Regions from separate parts of the Homo sapiens genome. Here region 1 is linked to region 2. A link is a loop called in an ENCODE intact Hi-C map of the cell type or tissue named here. Cell type or tissue: PC-3. All regions are shown on one strand. Links, peaks and the distances in the headings refer to the core of each region. The heading gives the core; the rest is flanking DNA. Region 1 has its middle 2.9 kb from the start of TIAM1. Region 2 overlaps TIAM1 (TIAM Rac1 associated GEF 1).

Region 1 (2,810 bases), core at 291-2,790, 150 kb after region 2:
AATACAAAAATTAGCCAGGCACGGTGGTGTGTGCCTGTAATTCCAGCTACTCAGGAGGCTGAGGCATGAGAATTGCTTGAACCTGGGAGGTGGAGGTTGCAGTGAGCCAAGATCACACCACTGCACTTCCAGCCTGGGTGACGGAGTGAGACTCTGTCTTGAAAATAAATAAATAAACAGAATGAAGAAAGAGAAGAATGTTTGGATACAGCAATGGTCCTTAGTTGGAGGTGAATTTGCCTCCGGGGAACATTTGGCAATATCTGGAGGCATTTTTGGTTGTCACAGCTGGGGGTTGCTACTGATATCTAGTAGGTAGAGTCCAGAGATGCTGCTCTACATCCTATCATGCATATAACAGGCCCCCACGACAAAGAATTATCCAGCCACAAATGCCAATAGTGCTGCTGCTGCTGAGAAACCCTGATTTAGAAGTTTCACTATCACCTGTCATTTAATTAATGTATTCCATCTATTCCATATAGCATCATCAATTTGAAGAGACTCTCCAGGGACTTAGAAAAACATGAAACAACACTTCTCCTTTTCCACTGTGCAGCATTCAATCGCTGAGAACCATACATATGGGCTCAGAAGAAAGCAGACACTGAGATCAGAGGCAGGAAAGCATCCCGTGGTTTTGGGTGCAGCCTTGGCATCCATGCACTCACCAAGCTACTGACTTACGCTGAATCTGGATGAAAACAATCATGAAGGGGATGGGAGAAGGATGATGTAAAGCCAGGCGGGACTGTCTTGAGAATCAGAGATCGCGTACTTCGGGGAAGCCGACATGGTGTGCAGCGAGAGATGTGACAGATACTGAGACAAAGCAGCCCCATCGAGGCCCATCAGTCATTTCTCCATTGACAATTATGAGTCTCCGCTGGAACTACTCCACACACAACAGGAAGGCGCTTCATCTCATTACAGCATATAGAAAAGAATGTTACAAATCACTCGTGGGAAGAGGAAGGCAAGCACCATGAAGTCAGTGGTCAGAGCATCAGAGCAGTGGGCTTACACGGGGAGCACATCTTGCCTACAGGTTTTCTGGTCTCATGATTACCTAAGAAGGTTTCTTTTAGCTCTGGGTGGGTGGGGGGCATATACTTTTTTTTCACCTTCTTTCTGATATTATTATTTAATTTTGCATGGAGGGGGAGAAGAGCTTTTTGTTGTTACTTAGTGTTTCTCTAAAGGGGACGTGGGGGAACAGTAGGTTTGCTCATCTTGAATTTTCTTAAAGCCACATATATGGTGGGGACGCAATACATACATGTTGGATTAAACCAAATAGTCCCCACCTTCTTCCCTATCTCTCAGGCCTAAAAATAAAGGGTCCCCTGTAGATGCTTCTAGAGAAGAATAACTTGAGATCAAGAGTCTGAGCAACATGTGAACACGTTACATAAACCCTGCTGGCTCCATACAGTGGCGGGCAGGTTTTCACAGATCTGAACAGAACGGCTTACCTGATAGTGATGAAAATACAGCAATATCAGAACTGGAGAGGCCCCAGGCATTGGCCTTGGGCCTCGGAGGGAAGCAGGACTTAGCATCCAAGAATTTACTGCTATAGCAGAAGGGCTGTGTCCTCCTGCCCAGGAAGATTCCCCCACAACACTAGTAGACAAGTGGGCAGTAAGGAAGACGCCTATCCCTCTAAAGGTACCAGTTTCTTAACCTGCAGTTCTGAAAGCCACTCGTTTTGCTTTTTAAGTCATGCGAATTTCGGAAAAGAAAATGTGAACGCAGGTCCGAGCCCCATCAGCAGCAATGAACTTATACACAAATGTACAGTATTTCTGCTCCAAAGAAATGCAACCAGTAGAGGGAGCACAGCTGACTTTTGTTGTTAATTTCTCAAGATCGGGATGAACCTGGGAATGACGCTAAATGATACAAAAATAACACACATCACCGCAAAAGAAAAGATGCATGCACGGACGTTCAGAGAAACTGCAAACCCTGACACCCTTATGCACGAACGTTCAGAGAAACTGCAAACCCTGACAACTTTATGCACGAACGTTCAGAGAAACTGCAAACCCTGACACCCTTAGGAGGTATGTGAATTGTTAGTGGATATTTGCACAAGAGCTGGCTAAACAGACAGAAGAGGACTACATAAAAAATAAATTCATGTTGGAAAACAATATGTGGCATGTGGAGAAAAGGTCACAAAGGGTTAAACTTCTTTTTCCCTTTGTCAAGTGGATTTACACTCAGAAATGAAAACGTATGGAGAGTTTATTTAAGCATATTCTCTCCAAAAATTTTAACTCAAGTGTTTAGCTTGCTCACTCTCTCTCTCTATATATTAGATCTACAATAGCTGGGCTTTAAAATTCCTTTCAAATTGCATTCTCAGTGACAGAGATGACTTCCAAAAGCAAGCATTTTCTGGATTGCTCTTCAGGGGTCTCCAGAACCAACTTGGTCAGGAATCAAGGTGTCTTCAAGATCTGCGAATTTGAAGCCATCAGCCACAATGGAGCTTACCTCCACCTTTTCAAGCCTTCATAGAACAAAAACAAGGTAAGAAGTGCTGGCACCAACGCGTCCTCACCTATGTCACCTAGCAACAATGTTATCAGCAGCAAGGCCAGGGAAGAGTCTCCTCCTCCTCCTCGTGTTAGGTGATACGCAACAGGGGTGTCAACACCGTCAAATTACCTGAATCCAAACACGATTTCCCAGCATAACTGCAGTTCCAAATATGCATCCTGTTAATGGAATCCATATTTGGACTGCTATGGAAATGCAGAAGGTTTTTCATAACTACATTTTGTGGTTGACTACCAACG
Region 2 (2,810 bases), core at 198-2,697:
GCTCTGTCGCCCAGGCTGGAGTGCAGCGGTGTGATCTCGGCTCACTGCAAGTTCCGCCTCCCAGGTTCACGCCATTGTCCTGCCTCAGCCTACCGAGTAGCTGGGACTACAGGCGCCCGCCACCGCGCCCGGCTTTTTTTTTTTTTTTGTATTTTTAGTAGAGACAGGGTTTCACCATAGTCTCGATCTCCTGACCTCGTGATCCGCCCGCCTCAGCCTCCCAAAGTGCTGGGATTACAGGCGTGAGCCACCGCGCCCAGCCGGATATTTCGTTTTCTTATGTCAAGATCTATCATCAAGACAATAACTTACAGAGTTCTGACCATGTGTCACGCCTCTCACGCTAACTCCATGAGACAAGCGTGATGTCCATTTTACAAATAAAGGCAAGAGCCTAAAGAGAAAGTACTTTCCTAAATTCAGAAGACCAGTTCATACACAGCTGGGATTATGAACCCAGGTCTCACTGGCTCTAGAGCCGCATTCTTTCCACTACACTACGATGCCTCCCAGATCAGCCTTCACTGGAACACAGGGTATGAACGCAAAGGGAACCTACCCTCTTAGGTCAGTCAAAGGTTCAAATCCAAAATTTATAATAAAAACTCACAAACAAATAGATGTGTCAAATGCTCATATAGATTTTTAAAATTATTACTCTATCTTAAAATGAAAACCAATTTTGAGCCAAGGTCAATAACAAAAAACGTGGCCGTTAGCACTAAAGAGAAGTCTTGATGATTATCTAAACTTGCCCGTATCCCTGACCACACAGCCATTCGTCCAGAAACGATTTTATTCAGGCAGGTAGAAAAGAGTGGCCAGTTTCTTCTCTTTATTTGCTTGGGGCATTTGAAAGGTCAGCATAATACTTGTGACTCAGGAGCCTGAGAAAGCGTTTGCTATAATAGAATGCCAAGGAGTGTGGGGGATAGGAACGTGGACAGGACAGCTTGGATCCTTTTAAACACCTCAATTTAATGCAATTTCCACCAAATGCAACGTGTCAAGGGCATGACTGAATGTGGTTTCAGTGTTATACTTTAGAAATGTTTCATACTGATACATTTACAAATGAGAAGAAATCAGTTATACTACTTTTTCATTCAGAAAATAGCCACCAAAACTCTAAATACTAAATTCAATAAGGTTTACAATGTATAACCTAACACCACAAAATGCTCAAGGAAATGTTATCAACTACGTTCACTTCAACTTATCAGGAGCCTTACTTTTATTTTTTAAAACTTTAAGAGCCAAACCCTTCCTCCAGGTGGCAGTATATAACTGTTTGTTTTAATCATTTCCACAGGATCTAGTGGGACTAGAGCTTTGTGCATAATCTTTCCTATATTTTCATAATACTACTTCCTAGTTTTCTTTGAAATTAGTGTGAATATCACTGTGTCTTTTGCTGGTCTCAGACAACAACTCAGTATCATAAGACAGGCCCGCTGGCCACAACATCCTTAGGCTGGTTGGACTAAAGCCAGGTTTAGTGAACAAAACTAAAACTATATCTCAAGAAGCGTTTGTACTTTAAAATATATTTTCAATGCAACCACGATATCTGGAACTAGAAATCTGGAAATTCAGTAGTTTTATACATAAATGCACTTAATGATGAAATAGCTCACATCTTCCCTTTCTTTTATTAAATCAATAATGTTGCAACTTTCCCTGTTTTCAAAAACTGGATGAGAAGATCACCAGATTTTAAGAAAAAAATTGCTTACCTAGGGCTCTTGAGTTCTCACAAAATCAGGATCATTTCTTTCTCTGTCTCCTTTGGGTGGCTTGGTCTGAGCCACCGTCACGCTCTTGCCTGACGATGACTCTCTACAGCCTTCTATGGGCCCTGGCTGCTCATCTTCTCATGCCCTATGGGCCCACTCATCTGCCATAGTGAGCCTTTCAAAGCCGACAATGCCCTTTCTCTCTGGGGTTTCCTATGGCACTTAGGCTCTACATGGCCTATCCTTTTTCCCTCCCCCCCACCATCTCCTGCATCCCCTCTTTCGTGCCCTCTCCGCCAATCCTCCTCAAACACCAGGTAAGCCACCTCCACCATGGCCACCCTCCCCCTGCCCAGGCCTTAGCCAGCTTTGTTCTCTCAGCCTAGAACATTTTTTTTTTTTTTTTGAGACAGAATCTGGCTTTGCCACCCAGGCTGGAGTGCAGTGGCACGATATTGGCTCCCTGTAACCTCCGCCTCCCGGGTTCAAGCAATTCTCCTGCCTCAGCTTCCTGAATAGCTGGAACCATAGGCGTGTGCCACCATGCCTGGTTAATTTTTGTATTTTTAGTAGAGATGGAGTTTCAGCATGTTGGCCAAGCTGGTCTCGAACTCCTGACCTCAGGGGATCCACCTGCTCAGCCTCCCAAAGTGCTGGGATTACAGGCGTGAGCCACCATGCCTGGCCAGCCTAGAACACTTGTCTGCAAAATACCTCTATGATTCCACTCCCTCTCTTCACTCACTCACCCTGTTCGAACATCACATTAAAAAAAAAAAAAAACACACAAAAAATAAATAAAATAAAATAGCAACAAGACCCACTGCAGATGTGCCATCTCCCTCTCTCTACTTGCCCCAACTTCTTGTCTCTCCAGGCTTTGAACATTCCCTGACATATTACACATTCACATGTATTTTTACTTGTTTCTGCAAACTTGAATACAGGTTCCACCAGAAGCAGAATTGTTTTGGTGTATCCCCAGTGCCTAGAACAGCTAGAGTAGTGCCAGGCATACAAATGCTAAATAAATATTTGCTAGATGATAGCTGGGTGTGGTGGTGGGCAACTCTA

Evidence for each region. Peaks named below come from ENCODE experiments on the same cell type or tissue, not always from the same donor. Only the 100,000 strongest peaks of a DNase experiment are listed, where the experiment ranks them.
Region 1: a loop joins it to region 2, with 4 times the contacts of the local background. A loop is called at or near these places in 17 of 110 quality-filtered maps.

The regions. Positions count from the first base shown.
Region 1 is chr21:31,345,791-31,348,600 of GRCh38, forward strand. It overlaps a transcript of TIAM1 not described here. Among named protein-coding and RNA genes, the nearest start is that of TIAM1, 2.9 kb to the left of the region's middle. In PC-3, for the core only: a CTCF peak has its summit at 1,834 (motif pointing right); a DNase peak (open chromatin) is centred at 1,841; H3K4me3 peaks cover 778 bases.
Region 2 is chr21:31,197,407-31,200,216 of GRCh38, forward strand. The region is part of intron 12 of TIAM1 (TIAM Rac1 associated GEF 1); the gene reads right to left. Among named protein-coding and RNA genes, the nearest start is that of TIAM1, 150 kb to the right of the region's middle. In PC-3, for the core only: a CTCF peak has its summit at 1,280 (motif pointing right); a DNase peak (open chromatin) is centred at 1,285.